Linked DNA regions of Homo sapiens: region 2 is linked to region 1. The links are chromatin loops, found by intact Hi-C in ENCODE. Cell type or tissue: heart right ventricle. All regions are shown on one strand. Each heading gives the region's core, and the rest is flanking DNA. Links, peaks and the distances in the headings are about the cores only.

Region 1 (3,855 bases), core at 676-3,175:
GCTGCTATTCCCGGGGACTATCAGGTTAGCTGCATTACCCTTTGGACTGGCCGGGGTGTGACAGAACATATCTGTCATTTGTTAGCAGCTGCAAGCTCTTCTGTTTGTGTCATTCTTATGGGGTCTAAAATTAATTGGGAACATTGCACGTTCTCCCAAGTTCTTTGCCAACTCCCCTATTGCCATAACCATATTACACATGCATTTTTCACACTTATTTCAAGGTTCTCAATGAAAATTTCTTAACGTCAAATTAAGCTGCCCTATGTTAACTTTTAAAGGCATTTTTAAGTTTCCGTTGCATGACGAACTAGAGATGGTCCCTGCCTTCAGATGGTTGGACTTACAGTTTTTGACTTCATGATGGTGCTAACATGATATACATTCAGTAGGAGCTGTACTTTAAATTTTGAATTTTGATCTTCTCTCAGCCTAGTGATATATGGTGGACACTCTCTTACCATGCTGGGCAGTGGCCATCAGTCACAGCTCCGTCAGCCACTTGATCACAAGGGTAAATGTCCAATACTCTACAGTGGACTGAGTTGCCAAATGATTTTTGCAACTGTAGGCTCATGGGAATGTTTTGAGCATGCTTAGAATAGGCTAGGCTAGGCTATGATGTAGTTTAGTATATTAAATGCTGTTATGAAAATACGATTTAAGTGTAGGAGAAAAACATTTTGAGGAACATGGCTTTAAACTTTTTAGTATTCTCTGTTGACAGAACGAGAGAATTGCAGGATCCCACCCCACAATTTTTTATCCATAAGGTTAATGATGCATGGAGCTGAGGATTAAGTTTGAGTGGAATCTACACTAACCAAAACTCTTTTTAAGAATGATCTTTTTGAAGGAACCTTAGCAAGCATATTTTCATTTGCAAGGTGATTTAAAAGTAACAGTTGACTCTCCATATCCATGGGTTCCAAGTCTATGGATTCAGCCACCTGTGGATCAAATATATTTGGGAATAAAAGGGTGGTTCTATCTGTACTGAACATGTACAGACTTTTTCTTGTTATTTCCTAAGCAATACAGTATAACAACTATTTACTTAGCATTTATATTGTATTAGGGATTGTAAGTAATCTAGAGATAATTTAAAGTACATGGGAGGATATGCATAGGTTATATGGAAATGCTACACTATTACATATCAGGGACATGAGCATCTGTGGATTTTGGTATGGGGAAGGGTCTTGGAACCAATCCCTCAGGTATACTGAAGGATGACTGTAGTTCTAAATGATTGACATTAAGAGGTTAACCTCTGCTGCTGTGGAGGGTGTGATAGTCCACTCCAAAGACGTCCCTGTCCTAATCCCTGGAAGTTGTGAATGTTACCTGACATGGCAAAAGGAATGATGCAGATGTGATTAAGTTACGGGTCTTGAGGTGAGAGATTATTCTGCATTGTCCATGTGGGTCTTAAATGTAATCGTGAGAGTCCTTATAAGAGGGAGCAGAGGAAGATTTGCTGCAGATAGAGAGGAAAAGGCGATGTGAAGATGGAGCAGAGAGAGAATTGGAGATGCCCTGCTCCTCCCTTGTAGATGGAAGGGAAGCCCTAGCCCAGGGAGGCAAGCAGCTCTAGAAGCTGGAAAAGGCAAGGAAGGAAACAGATTCTCCTCTATAGCCTCCAGAGGGAGCAGGGCCTCGCTGAGGTCTTGATTTTGTCCCAAGGAAACTCGTTTTAGATTTCTTACCTCCAGAAATGCAAGAGAATAAATATGAGTTGTTTTAAGGCACTAAGTTTATGGGAATTTGTTACAGTGGTCATTTGTTACATAGGAAACTAACGTTCCACTCCACTATCTCACTAGTGAGCTTTTGACCTAAGAGTATTGAGTTTTAAAACATAAAATTAATGTTTAAATGTATAATGAGCCTGTATGAAGCTATAATTGCTATAGTAATTCAAATAAGGGGATAATTAAAACGTAAAAATATTCTGAAGTCGACTCTGGGGCATAGATTGTTAGGAAAGGCTTCAGAAGTAGATGGAATCAGTGAATCTTTAGTTGCTTGGCATTTTAAGACACAGCTCTGTATTGTACCATCTGTTTTGTGTGAGGAGCTGCCGCCGCCACAATATCATACAATCACTGGTTGTAAATTTTGTTGAAGCCATTATGATCTCTTTCTTCCCAACCTTTCCTCTCTTTTCCCTCTGTCTTCCCCTAAACACAAACATGTGTTCCAAGTGGTTGAAGTTTTCTGGAGAACCACTGTATAAGCTGTGCACATTTTTGATTTAATGAAAACTTCTAAGACATCCTGAAAAGAAAAAGTGTTTTTCCTTTTAAAGAAATTTGATGGAATCTAGAGGATTTGATGCCTTTTTGGGTGAAATCCAATGATAGGATTCTTTGCTAGATTATTACTTTTTCACTCTGTAAAGTTTTCTGGTTTAATACTATTATCGGAATGAATTATTAACATCCCTAAATTTACCAAGACACACATTTAATTCATGTGATTGTGTGATTCTTTTTAAAAAAACATATCTTGAGATGGGATATTTATTTTCTTGAAAAATTTTAGTATGAAAATTCACATCAACATATTATATTTACTCTAGTCCTCAGCTTGCATATATATATATATATATTATATATATATATTTGCATCTCATTTCAGCAAAATAAGGCAGAGCATTTTTTGCAACTTGGATTTGGCTTCCTTTTATTCTTCGTTTTCATTAATGCGTTCCTTGCTTTGGCACAGAACTCTATTTGGTTTGCAACACTCTAGGAAAAATGCTTAATTACTGAAAAACTTTGAAATTCAGGAAGAACATGCAGGGGAGCGTATTTGTTCAGGTCACGTTTATGTGACTTTCAAGAACAGATAAAAATAATCTGTAGCTAAACCAAATTGGTGCTTTCGTTGAAAGGATTTGGTTGTCAGTGGGACAGAAAGAAATGGTGGTGTCTAAGGCTTCCTTTAATTTAAAATGCCTTAAAAGGAAAAGCAGGATGCATAACAGAGCCTCTGCTGGCATGGGATCAGGCTCTTCTTGAGATCTTTCCAGAATACTCAACACCGTGCAGCAGAATTGAACATTAATGTTGACTTTTAAAACCACTCCATGTGCACTGAGAGACTGCTCAGTTACTATGAACATCTGATCTTAAAAAAAGAAAAAAAAAGATAGAAAGGAAAATAACACCGGATTATGAGTTAGAAGACCAGAACTTCAGCTTTTGGATTCACCACTTCCTACCCACATCACTTTAGACAAGTCCCTGCTATGCACTGAGCTCTGGCTTCTTCATTTGAAAAGTAACGATACCTATTTTGCTTCCCATTCAGAGGGCTTAGGAGGATCTAAGGGTTAGGTATATGGAAACACATAGTAAAATATGATGTTATATATAATAAAAAGGAAATGCAAAATTATGAAGTTATTTTGATTGTTGCTAAAGTCATACAAAAGTAAATGTTTAGCACGCTTTTTTATGTATGGATGAGGTTGAGAATAATCAGTTATGCTCTTATGCTTTGAGACAAGGGAGGTGGAGCTGGGGCTATGTCAGCTCCTCTCTTTTCTAGAAGCCACAATTTTGACTTCCTTTGACTTTCATTGCCAGGAACATAAGACTGATGAATACTTCTCTGCCTTCATTCATCCCCAAACTGTGAAGGATGTTTCCAAGACTTTTCTTCTTTTGTCTCTGGTCAAAAGAGAACAAGATATCTGTGTAAAGAAGAAGACAAATCATATTTTGTCAGGATAATGTTGTCTGCCTTAGTGTTACATACTATTATTTATCATAACTTGCCCTCAAATTGTTTGTTTTCTAGTTGTTAACAGGAATTCATCTTCATTATTATTTAATTTATTTTTAA
Region 2 (3,855 bases), core at 936-3,435, 130 kb after region 1:
TTGTTTCTGACGACTTTGCTTCTATTCCTACTTCGATTTCATAAATATAAAAAGAGCTTTTTCTTTGTTTGACTACTCTGAGCTGTGATCTGGGAGTAGTGGGGCTAGTGTCCTCTTCATCCTCGCTCCTATCTTGGAAAGCTGTACCTTGTCCACCGAAGAAATCCTTCATTATGGCTGGTTTAATACAGATTAAGGATACCCCGAAGACACTGCCCGTTTTCATGCCTTAGGTTCATCCCTGATTATATTCACTAGAGACAAGGCTATGCTCCTGGTCTGGGGGTGATTCAGGTCATGTGACCTTGTGGCCATAAGTATGTGGTTTTAGAAGCCTGAGCAGAGAGCTTGGGCTGTAGAATATAAGCAGCCAGAAGGTAGCAGGACCCATCCTGATGTGGCCTGTCACTGCACCTTTGATCTCACATGCACTGTTTAATCTCTCTGAGCCCATAGCCTTCTCAGCTACAAAGAGGGAAGAGAGACTAGATGATTTATCTTTCCTCGTTCACCTTCCAAATTCTGGGAGTCCTTGACTCATTTCTTGTCTCAGATGTACCAAGGGCCTAAGCCACCTCACAATGGGCTCACTCAGTGGCAGGGGATGGGTGGATTATAAATGGTCCATAGGACACTAGCTCTGTTTTCTCAGGTTCATTCAGGCAGCCAATTCAGCATGTTGGAGCACATACACTTGGCATTGGGACTATGTGTAGATTGTTTACAATAAAAGAGAGAAGCAAAACTTAATCAAGACTTAGAAACAAAAGGTCTGGGTCTCTCCAAGGCAACCTTTCACGTGGAAGCAGTGGTGTGGCAGGCACTCTAATGTCCCATCTGGGTTTCTGGAAAGGAGCTGCCGCTGTGGCTGGTGTCAGCCACCATGGTGTGACCACGGAAGACAGTCTGCACCAGGAGCAGTGGGAGGACTAGACAGATGAGGGGCTCATGACATCAGCAAGGGTGCAGATGTGACTACTGAGTGTGCAAGGCTGCCTCTGAGGACCCTGGCAAGGTGAGAGGGACCACAGGGAAGGTCTTGCAGTGTGAGTAGTGGAGACAGATTAAGAAGGAGCTCATTCTCAGCTATTCCTCTAAAAGCATGATTTTTTTTTGAAAGGCAGAAGCTGAATACTGAGTTTTTCAATACGCAGAACTATTTACTGGGCAGCAGCTGACAATCATGCACTGGACCCCATCTTTGGCTCTGTCAGGGTGTGTAGGGCATGGCTTCGGGGTTGGTTTGTTTGCTGGAATGATTCTTTAGTATTTCTGCATTCAGTCTGGAAGGCGACTCTAGTTTCTGTGTGAGCAGTTCATCTGATCCCTTAAAACAGGGCTAAGAAATGGAAAGAACAAATGCAAAAACAAACATTTGAAAAGCACGTTCCAGCTGGGCGTGATGGCTCATGCCTGTAATCCCAGCACTTTGGGAGGCTGAGGTGGGCAGATCACGAGGTCATGAGTTCAAGACTAGCCTGACCAACATGGTGAAACCCTGTCTCTACTAAAAAAACAAAAATTAGCCAGGTGTGGTGGTGTGTGCCTGTAATCCCAGCTACTCAAGAGGCTGAGGCAGGAGAATTGCTTGAACCCGGGAGGCAGAGGTTGCAGTGAGCCGAGATCATGCCGTTGCACTCCAGCTTGGGCAACAGAACTAGACTGGACTCTGTCTCAAAAAAAAAAAAAAAAAAAAGCGCTTTCCAACTCCTTCTCCTGCAAATCCTGGATGTTTTGTTTTTTTACATTATGACAATCTGTAACTGTTCCTAATTAAGAGACACACATGCAGCAATCGCTTCAGCCTTTTGGTACTAAGGATTGTCCTGCTGTGGCATGCATGGGACAGGACTTCCTGAGACATCTCTGAGGCCACCTCACTAGGTCAGCTCACTCACCTGACTCCTTTGTCCTTTTGCCAAAGCAAGTCTCTAATGCCATCAAGTAGGGGATGGGCGCAGGAGGGGTTTGTGGACTCTCTGGACTATACCAACAGATTAGGCTATATCCATCTTTATGATAGGCCTATAGCTCAGAAGAAACCCAGCCTCCTCTGAAAAGTACATTAAGCTTATGTTGGATCTGTTTTTACTAATAACTGGTTAGACACTGTTCCCTAAGCAAAATGCCTCATGGAAGCTTTTATTCCTTTGATTTCTTTTTTATCTGACAGCAATTTTTTTTCCTAAAAGGAGCAGTTATTTTCTGTCCCCAAAGCCTATTCAGTTTCAGTTGTAGCGTGGGAGTGAATGAGAAATGTTATTTATTGCACAAACACTTCTATACAGAGTTGTACTTATTTAGATCGAGCTTATAGAGATATCCTCCTACATCTGGAAAATAAAAGGAAGTTTAGGGGTTTCAGGGGTTTTGAAGTAGACGCACCAAAAATGCTTATATGTTGTCTCCCAAATTGGCTTTCTAGAATAAATCTTCATATTGGCAAATTCATTTGTTTCATATTAACTCACGTAATATATTTTTATTTTTCTAGAGTTGGTTGAATGATGATAGAACTTTGATCCTTTGAAAATTCCTTCATAATGTATTTCCCAAATGTAGCACATAGTTATAATTAACAGGAATTTCATATATCTTGAAATTTTGCCTGAATGACTCAACACAAATTTAGTTTGGTGTTTTATATAAGCATATTTTGAATAATCTTTCAAGTCATGGCAGCTTGTTTAACTTCCAAAGAGGGAAGTTATCTATGTATGTATGCATATGCAGATGTATGTATGCATCTGTCTGTCTGTCTGTCTGTCTGTCTGTCTATCTATCTATCTATCTATCTATCTATCTATCTATCTATATCTATCTATCTATATCTATCTATCTATCTATCTATCTATCTATCTATCTATCTATGTATCTATCTATCTATCTATCTATCTATCTATCTATCTATCTATCTATGTATCTATCTATCTATCTATCTATCTATCTATCTATCTATCTATAGCAGAGGTTCTCAACCAGGGGCAATTTGACATTGTCTAGAGACAATTTTGGTTGGTGCAAAGTTGGTGGTGGGAGGGGGTGTTACTAGCTCTAGTAGGTACAGGCCGGGGATGCTGCTAATTTCATAGAATAGCCCAGAACACGGGATTATATGACTAAAATATCAATAGTGCTGAGCGTGAGCACTAAAAGCCCTGGTATGAATGTGTTCCTCCTACACCACTGAGAGGCAAGAGCTCCATGATTCAGTGGAATATGGACCTGCTGAGTCCGGGAAGGAGGGACCTGCTATTTAGAGCTGAGTCTATTTAGAGTAAAAGCCTCTTCAAGGAGTTAGCCTTCCATGGTAAGTTGCTTAAAAAAGCCCACGTCTCTGCATGAAGACTATGAATGCCCTTTCCTGTCACCTTACTGTAATGACAGTTTACAGTACCTTTAGTTTAAGAAAAAAGGTACTATGTTGTAGTCTGAAAATTATAAACCTCAAAAAATTACCTGTTCTCATTAAATGTTCTTTCCTAACATGACAAACATGTCATTTCAGCTCATCACCCTTGAACTACGTGTTCCATTTTAGCTGCTCATTCTCTATATGTGTCATTTCCCCTCTTCTCTAATTGTCGCTTTCCAAATCCCAAGGAAAGAGCATTTCAGACACTTGGGTTATTTTTCTCTTCCTTTCATTCAGGTGGCAAAGATGTTAGGGCTTCTAACATCAAGTCTGTTAAGATCAGAGTGGAGGGCATATTGTAAATAAAGGACAGTTGCGGTCACAAGCAGGTCTGGATGATGCCCTTCATCGGTAGCAGAAGGGGAATCTATGTTGGCTTAGATGTGCACGTTGAAAAACTATGTGTAAGAAAAGAATGTGCTCTTAGTCCCTAGTTGATT

The links. Hi-C counts contacts between places; a loop is a spot of excess contacts. Peaks named below come from ENCODE experiments on the same cell type or tissue, not always from the same donor. Only the 100,000 strongest peaks of a DNase experiment are listed, where the experiment ranks them.
Region 2: it touches region 1 in a loop (1.9-fold over the local background); 5 of 110 quality-filtered maps call a loop at or near these places.

What each region holds. Positions count from the first base shown.
Region 1 is chr5:9,511,828-9,515,682 of GRCh38, reverse strand. The region is part of intron 1 of SEMA5A (semaphorin 5A); the gene reads left to right. SEMA5A-AS1 (SEMA5A antisense RNA 1) reads right to left here. Exons shown (of 3, transcript NR_109935.1): 2 at 3,618-3,703. Among named protein-coding and RNA genes, the nearest start is that of SEMA5A-AS1, 2.4 kb to the right of the region's middle. In heart right ventricle, for the core only: a CTCF peak has its summit at 1,642 (motif pointing right); no DNase peak of the experiment used is centred there; H3K27ac peaks cover 2,393 bases.
Region 2 is chr5:9,383,636-9,387,490 of GRCh38, reverse strand. All of the region lies in intron 2 of SEMA5A (semaphorin 5A), which reads left to right. Among named protein-coding and RNA genes, the nearest start is that of SEMA5A-AS1, 130 kb to the left of the region's middle. In heart right ventricle, for the core only: no CTCF peak of the experiment used is centred there; no DNase peak of the experiment used is centred there.